Linked DNA regions of Homo sapiens: region 2 is linked to region 1. The links are chromatin loops, found by intact Hi-C in ENCODE. Cell type or tissue: Caco-2. All regions are shown on one strand. Links, peaks and the distances in the headings refer to the core of each region. The heading gives the core; the rest is flanking DNA. Region 1 has its middle 230 kb from the start of ATP5MC3. Region 2 overlaps LOC107985962 (a long non-coding RNA gene).

Region 1 (10,667 bases), core at 1,885-9,884:
TTACAGAAAAGTTGGAAGAATAGTACAAAGAACATTCATAGTCAAGCAGAGGGTATACAGATGTTAACGTTTTATTAATGTTTCTATCCATTTGCTTTACCACTTCTCTCCTCTGTTCTCTCCTCCTCCCAACGTTCTTCTCTCCTCTCCCTCCCCCTTTACACTGATTGTTTTTGGAGTCATCTGATGGCAAGTTGGAGACATCATGCCTCTACCCCTAACTACTTCAGTATTTATTTCTGAAGAACGATGACAGTCCTTTAAATACCATAGTACAATTATCAAGATCTGAATATTTAACATTAACATAATACTATTATCTAATCTACAGGCTATAAGGAAATTTTGCCAATTACATCCCGTTTCCAAATTCTAATCCAGGATCATAAATTGCATTTAGTTGTCATTTCTAACCTTAGTTTATTTTAATCTGCAACAGTGCCTCAGCCTTTGTCTTTCATAGCCTTGAATTTTTGAAGTGTATAGGCCAGCTATTTTGCAGAATGTCCCTCATTGGGTTTATCTGATGTGCCCTCACGATTAGACTCAAATTATGCATAAGGATACCACAGAGAAAATATTGTCTCTTTCTTAGTGAATCATATCAAGAGTCACAAGATGCCAACTTTTCCCCATATTAATGCTGTAAACTGCAATAATTTGATTATTTGCCTGCTGGGTTTCCCCACTGTACAGTTGCTATTTTTCTCTTTGTAATTTGTACACAGTTTGTGGGGAGATACTTTCAGACTATTTAAGTAACATGCTGTCTGTCATACTTTCAATCACAAATTTTAGCATTTATAATCTTGCTAAAACCTATTATTACTTATGATAGTTGTAAATGGTGATTTTTAACTCAATTATTCTATGTTTAAAAGTTTGTATTCTTCTGTAAATATGAGATTTTCCTTCTCCCTCTTTTACTTTTAATTTATTTATTCAAATCAATGTGACATCTAGAATCTCAAATATTCTATTATTTATTATTCATTATTTTGATGCTCAAATTGTTCCAGATTTGACCATTTAGAACCCCTTAGAGCTAGCTCCTGTAATTTTTCTGACATGTCTGCATTATATTTTGAGCACTTCCTTAGTTTCTGTCCCCTGAAATATTATGGGTTTATCTTGTATTTTTTTTAATCCCAGTCATTTCTCTAAGGAACTCCAACTACTTCTAGTGTAAAATCATACTTAGTAACTAATATCTGAGCATATATAAAAATTTAAATAAATAAAATAAATAGTAAAGAATGAATGTAACTCTTCATGTAATTTTTCTTACCTAAAAACGTTTTGCTATTTGGAATAATTGTGGGGAATTATAGCAACAGCCATAAATACATGCCCCCACGATGGAGCCAGTTAGTCAGTAAACCCCATTGTGGGGAGGCTAGATGTGGATAGAGGGTGAAAATTGAACGTCTGAATATCTTACTGCTTCTCTATTGTTTGAAACAGTCAAAAAAGACAAAAAAAATCAATAATTTCTATGTGAACTCACTTTTATTCTTCCCCGACAGTGAAGTTGCTGAACTTACCAAAAGCTAAACTTAGATTAACAATAGCATAGAAAAATGTGTTCCATTGACATGAGCAACATAAAGAAGAAAATACACATAAGCAGTTGGTATGTAAGGCAAACCTCTGAATTTATTCATTTTATAGGTGAAGACATTGAGTTTCATGGAGATTATATCATATAATGAAAATGAGAGAGCTAACCTGAGAGATGAAATTTGAATTCAGATTAGCCAATTCGAAGGTCCCTTATTATGCTGCCTTGCCCAATTAGCCTTCAACATTAAATTAAGGATTACTTTCTTTATATACATTTCTAAGGGCCCTTTGGATTGGAATTGGTCCTTGGACCTTCATTCTTTTGTTTAGCTCTACAGTCTTTGGAATGATAACAAAAGCTAAGATTTCTAGAAAGTTTTCCATGTGTTTATATGTATTATCTTATGAAACCTCCAACAACACTATGAAATGACTATCATCATCATCATTATCATCATCATCATCATTATCATCATCATCATCTTTATCTCCCTTTTTTATTTATTTTATTTTATTATTATTATACTTTAAGTTTTAGGGTACATGTGCACAATGTGCAGTTTTGTTACATATGTATACATGTGCCATGTTGGTGTGCTGCACCCATTAACTCGTCATTTAGCATTAGGTATATCTCCTAATGCTATCCCTCCCCCCTCCCCCCACCCCACAACAGTCCCCAGAGTGTGATGTTCCCCTTCCTGTGTCCAAGTGTTCTCATTGTTCAATTCCCACCTATGAGTGAGAACACGCAGTGTTTGGTTTTTTGTTCTTGCGATAGTTTGCTAAGAATGATGGTTTCCAGTTTCATCCATGTCCCTACAAAGGACATGACCTCTTCATTTTTTTATGACTGCATAGTATTCCATGGTGTATATATGCCACATTTTCTTAATCCAGTCTATCATTTTTGGACATTTGGGTTGGTTCCAAGTCTTTGCTATTGTGAATAGTGCTGTAATAAACATACATGTGCATGTGTCTTTATAGCAGCATGATTTATAATCCTTTGGGTATATACCCAGTAATGGGATGGCTGGGTCAAATGGTATTTCTAGTTCTAGATCCTTGAGGAATCACCACACTGACTTCCACAATGGTTGAACTAGTTTACAGTCCCACCAACAGTGTAAAAGTGTTCCTATTTCTCCACATCCTCTCCAGCACCTGTTGTTTCCTGACTTTTTAATGATCGCCATTCTAACTGGTGTGAGATGGTATCTCATTGTGGTTTTGATTTGCATTTCTCTGATGGCCAGTGATGATGAGCATTTTTTCATGTGTTTTTTGGCTGCATAAATGTCTTCTTTTGAGAAGTGTCTGTTCATATCCTTTGCCCACTTTTTGATGGGGTTGTTTGTTTTTTTCTTGTAAATTTGTTTGAGTTCATTTTATCTCCCTTTTTATAAATGAGGGCCCTGAGGCTTGGAGCAAGTTAAACAGCTTGCCCACAGAGAAAGTTAGTTAGTGGTGGAACTCAAATTGGAGCCTGGTAGTATGGCTCTAAGCCTACATTTTCATCCACTATGTTCCACTGAAACTTATTAAAAGGTGTGTGGGTATTATCAGTGGTCCAGTGGCTCCCCAAGACATTCCAATTGGCTATTTCTAGGCTTTCCTGTGACAACATGCTTCTATTGCTGAATTGAACCATTTTTTCTTCATGTATAGTCAACTCTCAACTAGCCAGGTAAATTGAAGAAGCAGCAGCAAGGTAGCTTACAAATCATGGATACTGATTTGGCATGTATAATCTTTTTCTTAGTATATACCACCTCTTAAATCTGTCCCTGACAATAATATTCACTTTTATTGAGGGGAAATAACTTATAAAGTTGTTGGCTGGAAGGGACATAGCAAATTAGTATTAAGATGTTGTAGATAGACTTCCAAGTAGGAAGTGCATTTATAGACAATCCAGAGTGTACCACATTTAAGAAATTTAACAAAGACCATGTCCTCTGATCATGTCCTGCAGGACTTGGGAGATAGGCTAACACTGTAGTTATAAACGTGGGCTCTGGAGTTAGACCGCTCATGTCTGAATCCTGGCTTTGCCAATTTCTTGTTGGGTGGCCTTAAGCAAGTTACTTAATCTTTCCTTGCCTCTGTCTCCTTGACATATTTTTCTCTCCCCTGACCCAGCAGGTCAGGATAGGGGTTTGAATAAGAATCCAGGTAAGAAAAGATTAGAGTGTGTGGTATCAAAAAGTTATCTAGGAGTTTATGATACTCCCAGCTGTGTCCACCTTCTTCCCACCACCCTATACCTGGATACAAAACTACTAATCTAAAAAATTCCTTGGAAAAACAGTGTATTAGTTATAATGCTAGCTGATGTAATCAACACATCTGATAATGTATAATAGTTTAAATATGATATATGCCTACTTTTTGTCCCTGTACAGCCCAAATGAGTGTTTCTAATTGGGAGTGATTCCAGAACCCAGGCTCCTTCTGTATTGTGGCTTCACGAACTTGACTTCCAAGTTCACAGTGCTTGTCTGCACCAAGCTGGTAGAAGGGAAAAGAACATGGAGGATGCATCTGAGAGGTTTTTATGAGCTAGGCTTAGAAGTGGCTTGCACTACTTCTACTCACATCCTATGGGCTGGAGCTGAGCCACAGGACCATACTTAAGTGCAAATAAGATTGAGAATGTAGTCTACCTGTGTGCCCAGGAAGAGGAGAAAGTGGGTTTAGCGAAGAGTTAGCTAGTCTCTGCTTCTCTGCTATAAGCAACACTAACAAAATTAAGGAAAAAAGTTTAGAGAAAACAAAACAGAACAAAAAACCAATAAGCAGAGCTTCGGACTTGCACTTTGTATTTGCTTTTTTCTTTTTCGACTCTAGAAAAATGAGAAAGGTTGTATTGTTTTTACAAAGTCAATAACACAGTTTTTTGCCTCTTCTGATTGAAGCCCTTCAGGTTGCACTTGCTGATTAGTCAGGCCTGATTTGACTCTTCAATTACTGAAATGAAATTTTACTATGGACATTTTCATCAAGCAAATGTGACATTGTGTAAACTCTGCAAAAAGTTGATCTAATACTTTCAATGGTATAGATAGTATAGATCAGCACATTAACGTAATATTACCATTACCCAGAGTGTGCAGAGGCCATTGTGAAACTGCTACTGCACAAACAGCCCATTGAGAAAAGTTAAATTTTGTATACTCCAGTGAGCATAAAATACATGGTTGCATTTGACTCTAATATGTGTTAATTATGAAAATCAGCTTCAAGCAAAGAAAACCATAATAATTAAAAACCATCTTTTCATCTTGAAAAAGCCTCTCTCCCCAAAGTACTTATGCACTCTAATGAAACAAATAAATATAGTTATGGCAAAACATAAATAATAACCTTACTAAAGTAGTATATACATGTTCCATAATATGTAATTATGTTGCACTTAAATAGCAACAAACATAAGAACAAATCCATTTAGTGAAGAGCAACAAAATAGATAGTAGATTATGAATGTTGCTACTTCTTTAATGTTTCTTTCTACATTATGGTATATGTAAGTTATTAAAAAGTACCACTCTGGCAAGATTCTCGTCCTATCTTATGCATACAGAATTTTCAACAGCTGAGATTCTGGTCCCAAGGCATAAAATAGGATTTATTTAATATGCTAATTCCAGCCAATCGTAGTGGCTGCTTGGAACAATACATGGAGAACTGCGTGGCTCTGTCCCAACTCACCAGGGAGACAGTGCCATGATCAATTACTGATGTCTGCCTAGGCATAGGAATAGGAGCAGTAGCATTCTTGTCAAATGTTTTCCAAGGATGGTTACATATTCATTAAATAGACTAGACATAAAAGGAAAAATAATATAAGCAAAGGTCAATTTGGGCCCTTGCATTGGGACTAAAGTTTTTCCACCTAATTTTAGGAACCAACAGGGTAAAGCAGACAAAACCTAGAACAAAAAGCAACAAGTGGTGGACAAAATTACTTCAGCTGCTTTAAAAAACATTGTTCTTTTTCTTCTAGTTTTGTGCCTTCACATTGTAGTGAGTCACCATAATGTAGCAATTTTTAACAACTTCGAATTGCATATTTTACATTGTTGGTTTCTGTAAATATATGCAAAAACAACCTTATGTATACTACTCAATATCAAGGAGAAAGTAGACATTCAAATATTCGTTTGTTTAAAGTGTTGAGAAACTAAAAGGAATTAATATATAAGAAACCTAAAATAAACTTGTAATTCAGAGAAAATGTTTTAAAAGTGCACGTTTTTGCTCTCACTGCCTTTAGAATCCAAGTTTCTCTTTCACTTCCTTTAGAATCCAGGCATTTCTGGGGCACAGCCAGAGGTGGTTTGAGTGCTTCAGGGATTCAGAGCAGACTTGCACCAATAACTCTGTCCGGCAGGGGGTTCACTCTCCCCTCATCATTGAGAAGCAAGACTACATGTGTTTGCTTTTTATTATTGCTTGTTGTGTTTATTTGTTTGTTGTTTGGGAGCACTTTGGATTTAATCCTAAATGACTCACATCTTGAACCCCTCACCTTCCAGCCTCCTTCCTTTAATGAATCACCTTTGCCTTGAAGTAAGCTCTTTGCTACAAGCATTTTGACAAATGGCATTTATTCAGACAGTCTCATTTCTAATATATCTGCACATTCGCTAGGCCTAAGACTTGCCTTCCTAAAACAGGTTTCCTTGGCCTGTAGCCCTGTGTATTCACTCTACTACTGATCTCCTATTGCCTTAAAACTAAAGCTGTAGAAAGTTAATTTTCTTTAACTTTCTTAGTATTTTCATGTTCACCATGCTAACATATCCCAAACTTTATTTCTTTTTGATATATTTTTATTTTCATTTTTAGTTTTTTAGAGATGGGCTGGAATGCAGTGGTATGATCGTAGTTTCCTGTAGCTTCAAACTCCTGGATTCAAACAATCATCCCACCTCAGCCTCAAGTAGCTGGGAATACAAGCACACATCACCACATCCAGCTAGTTTTTTTTTTTTTTGTAGAGACAGGATCTCACCCTGTTGCCTATACTGGTCTCGAACTTTCAGGCTCATGTAAACCTCCTGCATTGGCCTTCCAAAGCACTGGGATTACAGGTGTGAGCTACTATGCCCAGCCCCAGCTTTATTTCTAAAAGGAGAAAGTACTTCTTCTTTCCCTCTCAGTTGAACCTACATTTCAAGTGATGTTTAAACAAATTAGAACTTTGGAAAACAGACGCACAATAGTTTCTATACGACCTACTGAAAAGGGGAGATTTTATTGTCACATATTCCTAAATTCTGCTATTGTTTTTTAAAATTATTTTTAATTTTTGTGGATACATGATAGTTGTACATATTTCTGAGGCACATATGATCTTTTGATAAAAGCAAACAATGGGTAATGATCAAATCAGGGTAACTGGGGTATCCATAACCTCAAACATTGATCATTTCTTTGTGTTGGGAACATTCCAAATCTACTTCTATTACTTCAAAATATGCAGTAAATTATTGTTAACTGTAGTCACTCTATTGTGATATCAAACACTGGCTGTTTTTCCTTCTATCCAACTGTATTTTTGTGCCCATGAACCAACCCTTCTTTATCCCTCCCTTCCCACTGCCCTTCCCAGCTTCTGGTAGCCACCATCCTATTCATTACCTCCATGAGATCAAGTTTTGTAACTCCCACATGTGAGTAAGAAGATGTGGTATTTGTCTTTCTGTGCCTGGTTTACTTCACTTAATAGAATGTCCTCCAGTTCCAGCCATGCTGTTGCAAATGATAGGATTTCATGCTTTTTGTGGTGGAATAATATTCCATTGTGTATATACACCTTATTCTTATAGCTTCAGAGTGATCTACAGAGCTCAGGTTCTGAGTTTTCTCAATCTTGCATAGCAGCTGAGATATTCTTTTTCTGTTTTGGAGGAGAAAGCCTGTGCTAGATTCCCTTTATTCAGCCTTAAGGAGTGGTTTAAATGAGTTTTCAAGTTTATCTTCTTCACATGGACAAATACAAGTGATGGTACCATGAGGAAAGTTTATTGATGATAATTATTAAAATAATTGGAAGTTTTTTAAAGTTCTGTGAAACTTAAACCTCTTTCATCACCAAAATATCAGCCCTCTCCCCACAGCATGACTACAATTGTCTCTTTTTTTCTGCTGTTGACAGTCACTCAAAGACCAAAAGATAACTAAGAATTCTCAAACCCCTACTAGAAATTTAAGAGCCTAAACCCAGCTAACTTGGAGGAAACAGGACTTATAAGAGATCAGCATAGGAGGGCCATTGCCAGCACGTTGGTCAAACCCTGGGCAGGAATTTCTCCTTGAATGTCCTGATTTGATTCTACTATATAGAGAGAATAAAATATATATTATTAATTTCAATTCACTGCTGAATAAAGCTCCAATTGCCTTTCCATATCAAACCTTCTTTTGAATAATTGATTTTATTTAACTGCTGATTATTTTCCAGTTTGTTTTTTATTGATAATTCAATTTGTTACAGGAGTAGGGACTTCTGCAGGGCAGGAGGTAGAACCATCTGTAGAAGTGCTAAAGAGAGACCAATTGAAGAGCCAAGGATGAGGCAGACACCAACCAGCAAATGGTCAGCAGTGAAACAGACGGGAGGCCTTTATCATCTCCAGGCAGTTTCCAAACATACAAATCAATAACAATTAAAGCAGATTATGAAAAGGCAATACTGAATACTTAAATCTTTGGACTTGATTTAAACTGGGCTAAATGCTTGCATGTGGAAATTTACTTCATGGAGAGGATTCAAAGCTTTCCAGAAAGGATAATTCAGGGCTGCAGACAGGGTAAGGCTTAGAAGCATAGGTAATACTTTCTCATAAACAAAAGCTGTATATATGCACATACATATAGATACATGTGTATGTGCATATTTCTGGCATATGAGAATTGAGATATATATATATATACACACACACACATAATATATGTATGTGATATAATATGTATGCTATATGTCACATATATGATATGATGCATATGAGGATTGATACACACACACACACCCCCACACAGACACATACAGTTGTCCCTAGGTATCTATGGAGAATTAGTTTCCAGATTTCCTGCAGATACCAAAATCCGTGGATGTTCAAGTCCCTGATATAAAATGGTGTAATATTTGCATATAACCTGCATACATCCTCCCTCATACTTTAAATCATCTCTAGGTTACTTATAATACAATGTAAATGCTATGTAAATGGTTATACTGTATTGTTTAGGGAATAATTACAAAAAAAAAGTCTGTACATGTTTAGTACAGATGCAATGTATTTTTTTCAAATATTTTTGATCTGCAGTTGGTTGAATCCACCAATGCAGAACCCACGGATATGGAGAGCCAACTGTATATATGTGCCAGAAATCTCCATAACAAGATGATCTCTGTACTGTTTTTCAGGGTACATCTCTGTAACAAGATGAACTCTTACCGTTTTTCGGGTATGCCCTTTCCTGTCCACCCATATGTGATGGTGATTGCTAGGCCCTTGGAGAATGTTGGAGCTGGAACTCAAAACAAATTGCAGGCCTCACAGAAAGTCTCAGGGAAACTGAAAAACAAAGCGAAACGGAGGTGAATTACTTATCTGGCATGATGTCCTACGAGAGGGTCTGAGCAGTATAATAAAGATGCACGCTATCCTAAAATACCTTGGCACATCGCCAGGGCCCTCTCCCAAAGATTATACACATTCAATTTCCTGATATTACGTAACCTCCAGATCCATCCAAGGTAGCCAAGGTAGAAGAAAACAAAGGGCCTGCTAAATCAGTACCTGGGTTGATGGAGTTTGGAATGCTAAGTGGCAGGAACTGCTTATCAAGAGAAGCCAAGAGATTAGAGAAGACTAAGGCAGTTAAAAAGGTGAAAGGTTCACCAAATTTCATTTAGTCATTCTGCTTGTCAGAAACAGGAACTCCCAAGGCCAGAGGCAAGAGGGGCAAAATGATTGTGCACATCTGGGAGACGCAGATTGTCTCCAAATAGCTCTGGGCCCAGGAGTCAAGCCAAGGTGGTGGAGGGGAGACTGAGAAGGGAAAGCCTTCACTCCACAATGTTGACACACACAGGGCTCGCCCAAGGCAACTTGGTCTTTTCTCTTTCCCATTCACCTGCCTCCACCCCCGCCTTCCTCGACTCATCATCCCTACCTCTGCTGCCTCTGCCCTACTTCGAGCCTCCATCATTTTGCTGCACTATGGCCCAATTTTACCCCTTACTTCGAGTTTTATGTCCTCCTTATTTTATCCCACATACTGCTGATCTCATGGTCCGTCTGCAAAGTTCCCCCAGGCAGAGGTAGTCTCTTCTGCCCCTGTGAATCTGTGGCTCCCAGTGCTTGTTGATCTCAGCACCCTTATGATACTGCACCATCATTATTTATGTACACACCTACTGTGCCCACCCACCGGTGAGCTCCAGAAGGCCAGAGGTCACCTTGTATTCAGCTCTGCATCCCCAACACTGCATGCACTCATCACTGGGTTCAAAGCAGCTGTGCCATCCTCCTGTAATCATTCCCATTTTGGAAAATGGCAATGTCATCCCTCCAGTTACTTAGGCCAAGAACCCAAGAGTCATTCTAGATTACTTTTTTTTCTCCCAAGGTCCTTTAGGCTTTGCGACAGAATTCAAGATCATCTAGATCAGCATCATCTAAACCAGTGGTTCTCAACCCTGGCTGCAGATTAGAAACACTTCAGAAATTAAATTTAAAAAAATTAAAAATACTGATGCTCTGACCCACACCAGATCAATTAAATCTGAGGGGTGAGGTGCAAACATGGGTAATTAAAAATGAAACAAATAAAAACCCGCAAAAATGACTTTAAAAGATTCCAGTGTGCAGCCAGAGTTGAGGAACCTGAACTCTGGTGCTTTACTGGGAATGTGATTGTCCCCAGCTTTACCTATGTCTAGATACTGTGCCCCTTCTTGCCCATGTCCCACCTGACCTGCTGTCAGTTGCATCTTCTGTGCTCTTCCATCCAGTACCTGTGCCCATCCTCATCTGCTGCTGTTTTTAGGTATAGTTACCGAGTGCTTATTATGAACAAGGTACAAT
Region 2 (10,667 bases), core at 1,300-9,299, 220 kb after region 1:
GTTTTGAAGTGTTCCATATCCAAACTTCAACCAAGGAAAAACTTGATGACAGATTTCAAGAACTCTTGAATCATTTCAATGCATCAAATATCAAAGAAAAATAAAGAAATGTAAGGTCAAACATTCTAGGGTCACAGTACCATATCCAATAACTATCTGGGTGACTGTAAGCACACTACTTAACCTCTCTGAGCTTTAGCTTCCTCATCTGTAAAATAGGAATCCTACTTTACTCACAGAACCATTACAAGGATTGAATAAGACACAATATATGTGAAAGCAAATAGCACAGTGCCCAGCAGTAAAGTTTTAGTAAATAGGGTTGCCATGTGTCTGGTTTTAAACCAGACAGTCCGGTATTTGAGTTTTCTTTCTGAGAAACAGATAGAGAAAAGACCAGACATATAAATGTAAATGTGAGTAAGTGTTATCGTTACTGTCATGGAATGTCTTGTGCATGAGTATTAGAGCTTTCTCTCACTAGGACAATTTGTCCCAAGGAATGAGAGGGAACACGCGTCACTGAAACTTGCTTCTGGTACCATGAGGCAGAAGAAAGCTCAGCATGCACTTTGCTGGGTACTAGGTTCCACCATTGCTGTTGGCCAGGTGCATGGGATGGGCACTGCAGTGGTGCTCAGTGTACCATTCGTGACAGTGTGGTCCTTGCCCAGCTCTCATTTTCCTCTATCTCCTTGTTCTTCTTTTTGGTAGGGGATATTTGGCCGTTTTATACTGAAGGGCAGACTACTTAAGAATGAAGAATATTGAATTTTTCATTAAATTTCCAAATTGTTTAAGACAAAAACCATTTTTTTCCAGTAAGAAATTACATTTTAACCAAAATTACACTTGCCAGTTCTTGTCATTAAATCGTCAGTGTTCTGGGCAGGTCAGCACAGTATCTCCTCTGCCCGACTTTTCTTAAGTTTGAATTTATTCTGCCTGAAGGTCCCCGTTCAGGAAAGCCCAAATGGCCTATTGTTACCTGGAGTGGCACCCCTCCAGGAGCTCAAAGTGTGGTCATAACCTCAAAACCCACTAGAGACTGAAGTCCAATTTACTTTGCTTATCTGAGTGATACTTGCTCAATTAGTATTCTATTTCACTTCCACCAAAGAGAGACAAGAATCATTTAGCCTATTCATTGCCAATTGGAAACATTGTCCCACACTGTTGGATTCAACAGCCTAAATTTGCTTTCTAGAATGTCAAACGTGTTTCTTTCTAATCTAATTGTAGCAGACTTCAGTTTCTCTCCAAAGGCATTTCACCTAAGAGTGTTGGGTCCTTGATTATCCTCAAGATTTCAGACACACCAAACGGTCCCTCCTCGCGAAGAATAGCCTATAGATCACACCATGCCCCACTTGAAAATTTTTAAACACTTCTCAGGAATAAAGATTTTCAAAGAATGTGGGGTTATCCCTTTACGGTTTGTTCTGAAAGCAATCTGGGGAGAAAATCTCCTTTCTCAGGAAAAGCCAGTTCCTTGAGTTGTTGCCTACAAATGTAGCCATAACATCTCTGACCAGCTGTCTAAGCTCAAGCTTAGAAAAGTTGAATGTGGTTCCCAGATTCTGTGGCACCCCTGTCCACTGGAAGTTTTGAATGTCCCAGGATTTGACTGACTCACTTCTTTAGAGTAATTAGGTTGAGCAGTTAATTGCACAGATGGCTTGTTGCTTCATTCCTTTAACTTGGATGAAGGGGATTCCCAAAAGGGCAAGCATCTGAATCATTCAATGGTTATACAAACTATCCTAATTCAGTTATCTTTTCAAAAAGGAAATTTTATGAAGCATTTGTTATTTTAGAATCTGACATCATGCTGTCCTTGGTTCCCCCACAGAAGTAAAGGAAGAATAGGGTGGAGACTAAAGAAAGCTAGAAGCTACATTTGGTGGCCTAAATTATATTCTTTTTCATTCTAGTAAAATCTGATCCATATTTTCTTTTAAAAGTAATACTAACTCATTATAGAAAAAATTTTAAAATACAGATACAATTTTTAAAAAGGGACAATCACCACTGAGTTAATCAAAATTAAGCAGAGTTTTTAAAAAAACTTCAGGACTTCTGAGATCCTTGGGTGTTCTTGACAAGAACATTTGTGTGTTTCATCAAGAATGCCTGTTCTACCCATTACCTATTCATAGTCCCTGGAAACACAGTTTGGAAAATACTATCCTAGGGAGTAGTCATAGTTTAAGATATAATTTACACTAGCTAGCAATTAATTTTTGTAAATATTTTCTCGGTAATTATTTTGCCAGTGGGGTAGAGCTTGAGGAGATAGAAAGTTACAATTCACTCCACTGAGCAAAGAGCCCATCAAAATCCAGAAATAAGATGAAGACAGTTGTGGGTTGGCTCCAGGATGATAAACATTACTTGCTTCATAACTGGCCCCAGCACACAGTATCTTTGTAAATATATGTCTCATGTTGTGATGGTTAATTTTATGTGTTAACTTGACTGGGCCAAAGGATGCCCAGATAGCTGGTTAAACTTATTTCTGGGTATGCCTGGAAGGGTGTTTCTGGAAGAGATCAGATTGAATTGGTAGACTGAGGAAAGCAAATTGCCCTCCCCATTGTAGTCATGACTCATCCAATCTGTTGAGTGAGTGAATAGAACAAAAAGGCAGAGGAAAGTTAAATTTGCTTTCTGACTCCTTGAGCTGAATGTCAATCTTCTGCCTTCAGCACTCCTGGTCCTCAGGCTCTGAGACTGAGACTGGAATCTACACCAGTCTCCAGCTCTCCAGCTCTCAGGACTTCAAAAGACACCTTCAGACTTCCTGGGTCTCCAGCTTACAGATCGTGGGACTTCTCAGCCTCCATAATTGCATAAGACATGGGCCAAAAATATATTATCTATGTATTTACATAGATAAATATCTATCTTCTTTGGCTCTGTTTCTCTGGAGAATCCCGACTAACACACTTGTACAAAATGCTGCATCCCTCTGTTGTATGCTGCTCTCCCTGGTTTGTGTAACCTTTATCCTTTTACTTATAAAGCCCATTTAGAAAAAAAGTCCACTAACCTCTGCATATCTGACACTTTATTGGAATTTACATGTGAAATGCTAATAGCCCCAATGGTCAGTTCAGGATTCCCATTTCAATCCCATCTTCCTAAGGCATCTCTTGGTGGAGAGTGACTTTCTCACTGCTTATTACAAAATAGATACCTTTGCTTGTTTTCTTTTCTATTTCCCAAGACATCAGAAAGCCTTAAGGAATAGAAGTCCCATGGTCTTCGTTTTACTGATTCTTCTCTCCTACATTTTCTCTGACTTCTTAACTTTAAAGAGATTCCTTAAGCTTGGTGTCTTTGCCCTAACATGCGGGCCACATTACTTGAGGCCTTGCTCTAAGAGGCAGAATATATCAATAGCATGAGCTCACATCTGTAATGTCACCTCCATGTGCCTGGCACTGTGCTAAGCACTTCACATAGATTATCTCATTCAGTCCTCACGAAACCAAACCAAAACAGAACAAACAAAACGTTTGTAATTCCCTTTCTACAGGTGAGGAAGCCTGGGCTTGGCAGCTTTTCTAGAATTTCACAGTGGCAGAACAGGATTTGAATTCAGAGCTGTCTAACTCCCAAACCCATATTATTAACTGCTGCCCTTATAGTCAGTTTAAGGCAGTAGTTTTCAAAGTTTGGCTCCTGAAACAGCACCATCAGCATCACCTGGGACCTTGTTACAAATGCAGATTCTCAGGTACCACCGTAGACCTATGAAATCAGAAACTCTGAGCAGGGGGACCAGCAATTTGTGCTATAACAAGCCTTTCGGGTGATCTGATGTACGCTAATATTTTAAAAACCACTGCTCTGAAAACCTAGCAGGAGGGCTTTAGGTCAATGGTGAGAGATAATTTTTTGGCAGCATTGTTAACACTGGTGTAGGCCACCTCAAAAAGCTCCACTCAGACTTCTTTTGCTGGGGTCTTGAACATGTTTGAGCCTGATGAGTGCGGAGGGGCCAGTATCTCCCGCTACTCCCAACCTTATGGACCCTTCTCTCAAGTACACAGCACCACGCTGCTGAATCTGAGTGGCAGCCCAACTCTCTCAACGACACCAGAAAAAAATCTGACCTTAAAATTAAGCCTAACAAAAAACAGGATTCTGATTCCTTGTATAGGTGCTGGAAAAATAATCAGCGGCAACAGGGGGGAACATCATCATTGCTTTCTCCCTTCCTACTCACCCAGTGCAGTGGCATGCCATATATTAGCAGGCACTTTACATCAGACTAATTCAAATCCCCCTGTCAGACAAATCCCACCTATGAGCACTGCTGTCTACACCACATAACACCACATAGATCAAGAGCGGGAAGAGGCCAAAGTCATGAACGCCATAGCTTTCCATAAAACTTAATTAATGACAGAAGCATATTGCTGGGAATGGCAACACGATCATTATTTACGGTTCAGGAAACCCCAAATGTAGGCACTTCCCTTTTCCTTTTCCCCAGCCCCAGGTCTACCCATGAGAAGTTTACTTCATTCATTTCAGTAACTTTGTGAATCATTTGCCAAGTCAGCGAGAACATGTAGCATGGTATACATAAACATTAATATGACAGCTGAACATCCAACACATGTCCCAGGAGAAATGGACCACCCATTGGATGCTGCCCTGTTCTTTTCTGTCCCTGTATCTGAACACTTTTCACACTTCACATTTCTACGGTCGTTAACAGTTCTAACCTGGCACCCCCAAGAACACAATTTCCCCAAGGAACCTTACTGCTAAAAGCTTCAAAAAAAAAAAAAAAAAAAAAACCCTTTCCACCTTCCCAGCCACACCACCGCACACAGGCATGGGCCAGCGACCAGAGAAACAACTCAGCACTGACACGTAGTTATCACTTTGGGAGGCTGTGTAGCAGAGTGGGGGAAAGTGGACATCTGGCTTCGAATTCAGGTGAGATGTTCTTAGTGTCCTCATCCATAAAATGAATCCAATAATAACACTCAGCTTCAAGAGTTGTTGTGGGGTTTGAACCAACATGACGTGTGCAGTGCAGCACCTAGTGTTGAGTAAGGGCTAAGTAAACATTAATGGTATGCTGGCTCCTGCTTTTGTCTTCTTTACTGAGAACGCCAGGTGCCCCCACCCGGCTGGAGTCAAGCCCAGGCTAGTATTTTACCAGACACCCTATTCTATTACCCAGGCAGATTTTAGGAGACGGCCTGAAGGTGAATGTCAATTTTTACCTGTGTGAGTATGTCCATTTTTTCTCTGAAGACAAAGTCTAGGGCTTTCAGCTTATTCTCCAAGGCACTCATGACCACCCCAGCATCTCAGGGAGAGAAAGAAAACTGTACTCTTGGAAAGCACAGAAAGTAAGAACATACATTTATGTTTGAGAAAACAGTTCCATATGTTGGAAAGAGCATTACACCATGAGTCATAAAACTCAACTTTTAGTCTTGCCTCAACCATAAAAGGACTATGACAAATGCCTTATCAGAGCTCAGCTTCCATTTATTTGTTTGAAGAGGACATCATAATAACTCCTTCCCTTGCCTCTTACAGTTGTGGGGATTGTACTAGGTAATGGATGTGAAAGCACCTTTTAAAGCAGAAAACACCACACCAATACATACATGATAATGTAAGGTTCAGATGCTTCATCAGGTGAACTGTTTGCAGCTGGCCTGTGTAGTACAAAAAATTATGAGAAAATAAAGCTTAAGTTATACTTTTCTTCTTGCTCTACTTATGTAAAATAACATCATTATCTCTGAAATAATTTATTAAAAATAAGCAAGCAGAAATTCTTTGTGAAAGGAGAGAATTCTATAAATATTGTTTGATTTGACCCAATCTACTATAATCCTTAGAGGTACCTGGCTTCCCCCAAAGGTTTGCTTTAATTGCATGTCACTGCTAACTTCCTTGTAAAGAGACAGGCCTCTGCCATTCCTTCTAATTATCCAAATCACTGGCCACTGTGTGTGGCCTTACCTAAGGCTTTTAACCAGAAGTAATGTCACTAAATTAAAGCAGGTGGGAGGTGTCCCTATTGCAATGACTGTAATAAATGCTACATGACATTCCTTTAAGACCATTTGGAAATATTCTTTGCAGAGATACACCAATTCCAACATAATTCATCAGTTAAAAACATTAATAACCACAAGCCTACATGTAAACTGCCTCTCACTAGAGGAAACATATTCCATCTATAAAGAACATAACTTTGGCAACCTCACTTCAGGCCTAGGCTGTCCTGAAAAAGAACATTACATAGTCAGTACAATTATGTGGCTATTTCTGTTGCTTCCCCAAACCCAGAAGCAATGGCATTAACTGATATTGGCATTCATAATGTACTAATAACAAACAACATTCATTAACGTATTCCTACATGCAAATGTCACGTACACCTCTTTATATACATTTTATAATTTCATATGCACAATCCTGTGTGTACAGTTATTGTGCCCCATCTACAGCTGTGACAACCGAGGCCTTGAGAGGTTAAGTTACTTCTGCCTGAAGTGCCAGAGAAGCACTAAGGAGAAATAGAGCATATGTGGAACCGACCAGGAGACTGCACAGAGGAGGCTGAGACAAATTGCTCTAAATTATCATGATCTATGTGACAGTTGTATAAACATCAAGAATGTGCAACATACAGTTTTAACATCTGGAGCTACATGGTAAAAATGCTGAAATAATAACATTTCTTATTAATAACAAGCATTTCTTCAGTGCTTCTACAATTTTACATTTGTAAGTTGGAAATAGGAGGTTGTCATGTTTTTTAGATTCTTAAATATTTCAGCTCAATTTTAAACGAAAATATTTAAGAGGAATAACACAAGATGCTTGAATTTTCATAATTCTTCATTCTTAAGTTGTAACATGGATGTTTTTGGCTTGTGAAAATTCATCAGAGTGTATACTTATGGTCTAGACACTTTCCTGTGTGTATGCTATACTTTAACAAAGTTTCAAAACTGTATCTATATACCTATATACTCATGTTTCATCACTATTTTCTATACTTTCCAAGAAGTGAACATCAGGCTGTTGCTATACCTTTTAATTTTCTCCACAATAATTTTCCTTTACAATGAAAATCTCTGGAACAGCATCTTGGTAAATCTCTAGGTAAATTTTTGTTGACATCAGAAAACTTATAACCCACACATCAAGCCTGAATTCCTGATCCAGAGACTCAAACAGCTCTCTGTGTGGTAGCTCTTGCTTAGAAGGTCAAAAAGCAGTTTGTTACAAATAAAAAGCAGAGATCAAAAGGGGCTGCTACTCTTTTTCTGTGGACCCTGTTTTTCAGGACAAGCACTGTGCTAGCCAACAGGAGAATGGGGTAGGGAGGAAGCTTGTTTTGCTGAGATGAGGGCAGTTGCCTGGCAAAACCTTGTCCTTCCTGCCCACCTAAACGAGATTTGAATAGAAACACTTCCTAGGATAGGCACTGCTCCCCGCCCTCAGTCCTGTAACAGGGTGTGTCTAACCTTTTATTCCTCTTCCCTCATCACCAGTTGGAGTAACCATCAGGCACCTGGGAATAGAGTGATAATAACAGAGTGACTTTATTAAAATCATTTAAAAATGATTTTTTAAATAGCTAAACTAAAGCCTTTGTTTCTGTATTTCATCCACAAACTTGCTCAATTCTAACCAGCGGTGTAATCTAATTCACATTTATTTTTATCAATAGTATCTACAGTAGAAAATTATCTATCAAAGGTCAGGGCTTAAGTAAATGTAGCTCTGTGGACGGTGTATTAGGAGATGGCTCAGCTACTGAAACAAAGACTCACCAGCCACCCTGCCCAATACAAACAACCAAAGCAACACAGTGCTCCAAACAAGAGAGAAATTTCTCTTTTACATAAAAGTCTGAATGCAAGCAGCCCAGGGCTGGTTCCACAGCTCTACATCGTTAGGAACCCAGGGATTGTTAAATCTTGCTCTGCCATCCTCAACACGTGCCACCCTTAACCAGTGCCATCTGTCTCACAGTCTGAGTTGGCTGCTCCAGATCTCACCATCTCAACCAATTCCATCCAGAGATGGCAGGAAAATGGAAAATGGAGGATATGCCTCTTTCTCTTAAGGGAATAATCCATAAGTGGAACACTACACATTTCCCATTGGCCAGAACTTCCACAGATGGACACAACTAGCTTAAAGGGAGGCTGGAAAATGTGATTATTAGCTGGACAGCCACATGCTCTGCTAAACTTTGAAATACTAAAGAAAGAAGGAGAGACCGGACGTTGGGAAACAACAAGTGAAACATGCATTCATTCATTCATCCATGTAATTATTCATTTATCCATAAACACTGGATGCCAGGCACTGTTCTGGTGTTAGGGATATACAAATAAAGCACCATCCTCTATCTCCTACCTCAAGGGGTTTACAGTCTTTGAGGAAACATACATAGGAACAAACTGATAATAATTTTAAAAATTGGTACAAAAATAAAACAAAACAAATGGCTCTACCAGAATTATGCACAAAGTACAAAACTGCCTGGGAGAACCAAGAAAGCTCAGAGAGGAGGCAGCCTTTGTGCTGATATTTGAAGGATAAAAATACCTACAACAATATTATAGCATTTCTTTAGCAATTACTCTGTACCAGACACAGTACTAAATCCTTTATATATATATTAATATTTTATCCCTACAAAAACCCTACATGACAAGAAAATTATTATCATCCCCACGTTGCTGATGAGAAAACTGAGGCATTGTAAGTAGCAGAAGAGGGATTTGAATGTGAACTGACTCCAGAACCTGAGCCTGCACTACCTTTCATGAGTAAAGAAGGAATTCACCTTCATCACCTAAATCTTCTAATGCCTTTTTGCCATGTAAAGGAAAGGAACCATAGCACAAGAGGGGAAAATGAAAGATTAGAGGGTCCCAGAAGCCTGCCTAAGACACAACGAGATGAAACTCAAACTGCAATGCAAGTGTCTGTCTTTCACTTCTCTCCCTGAGAGGGGCTGGTTCTCAATGCACAGTCCAGGGAAACACTGGAAGATCCCAAGGGTCTGTGAAATGTTCTCCAGAATATTATGACTTACAAATTATATGGCCATGTTTGTACCTTTATTCCAAAACCATATTTATTTGTATTAACTAGAACTCAGACATCCACTCCTTTGAGAATATAATCCATTCACTTAATTCTGGGGCAATAAATTTTTGTGTTGCCATGAGGGGAAGCAATTTTCCAATATAGAAACAGTCCACAACCTAAAAAAGAGTTTGACCTTCAATGAAATAAATGATGCATTTGGAGAAGCTCTTCTGCCTCGATGATCCTATTGGGCAAAACAGAATTTGTTCATTTGCAGCAGTTATTTACTATGCTTCTTCTATTATTCTAAACAGATTGTCTTCCATTTGAAAGATGCTGGCCCTAAAGATGAAGGGAAAAAACACAAGTGAAGGCATTCAGTGAAAGCTTGGGAATATTTTGGCATGTTTCAATGAGTCTCTTTTTCTCTTGTTTTCTTCTGGTCATTTCATACCCTTGATTAGTAATTTTACACCCAAATAGTAAAATATGAAATACTTTTTAATACTGCCATGGTGGTAAAAGTGTTTAGTTTTTATGATGTGTCTCCAGAGATAGATCTTTAGCAGTATATAGTGAGGTTAATTCAGCATAAAATAGTATAATACCTTTCTTATTTCTGTTCATTCATTTAGAAATTATGAGCTGAATTCTAGCAAAATCTCCACCCCACTGGCTGGAGACTAGTGTTTTAAAACATTGGGGGTTCTCTTTTTCTCTTTCAGGGAGGTTAAAAGTGTTTCCAATCAATTTTTTAAAGAATCAAATAAACATGAATTATTTCCCATTTTATTTTCTCAGATTCCTAGGAGAAGTTACCATTATTGAAAGCTAGCCACTGACCCCTCTCCTCCTCTTCAGGCTCTCCCGCTCCCTGCATATTTGTGAAATGAGATCTGGAAACCCAACCATCATTTTCCACTGTGCCATTTTGTGAAGATACTAATAATATTTCCCTTGGTTGTATTGTGCAATTGTGTGAGGCAGAGAAAGAAATTGAGTTAGCTACTTGGTAACATAGTAGTGGGGCCAGAAACATTTTTTAAAAAGAAACAAAGAAAGGAAAGAAAACAGGAAGGCTCCTTTTTGGTCCTTGGGCTATACTTAAAACAGATCCCTGGACTCAGGTGCCTGGAGGCAGTGACACCCACCTGTGGAGATGCATTTTCCCCCCAGAAAGTCACGTCCCAGGAAGTCACGGAGATCTGTTTCCAAACGCACTAGCATCATGCTCAGGAGTGGGCGGAGGGCGGGGGTGGGGGGCAGGAATGAAGGTACCTTTCATATATGCAATTATGTTCACTCCTCCTAATGCCGGCACCTCCAAAAGTCCAAACTGGGCTTGTACAATGAGCTACATTCTAACTTAATCTCACAGTCGCTTCTAATTTCAATCTCTAATGAATGCTTGGCACTCCTGTGCTTCCTTTCATAAAAAGACAAAGTTCCTGCTTCTCACTTCGTAAAAATAGCAAGAACAAGTTAACCTTTAGCTAATATGGATAAGAAAAGGTTAATATGAGTAGAATGAAAACACAATTTCCCCACAAGTTTAATTTTACAGT

What was found. Hi-C counts contacts between places; a loop is a spot of excess contacts. Peaks named below come from ENCODE experiments on the same cell type or tissue, not always from the same donor. Only the 100,000 strongest peaks of a DNase experiment are listed, where the experiment ranks them.
Region 2: it touches region 1 in a loop (13-fold over the local background); 2 of 110 quality-filtered maps call a loop at or near these places.

The regions. Positions count from the first base shown.
Region 1 is chr2:175,409,122-175,419,788 of GRCh38, forward strand. No RefSeq gene overlaps it. Among named protein-coding and RNA genes, the nearest start is that of ATP5MC3, 230 kb to the left of the region's middle. In Caco-2, for the core only: CTCF peaks have their summits at 5,956 and 6,156; a DNase peak (open chromatin) is centred at 5,940.
Region 2 is chr2:175,625,947-175,636,613 of GRCh38, forward strand. LOC107985962 (a long non-coding RNA gene) reads right to left here. Exons shown (of 4, transcript XR_007087312.1): 4 at 1-7,567. Among named protein-coding and RNA genes, the nearest start is that of LNPK, 370 kb to the right of the region's middle. In Caco-2, for the core only: no CTCF peak of the experiment used is centred there; a DNase peak (open chromatin) is centred at 5,095.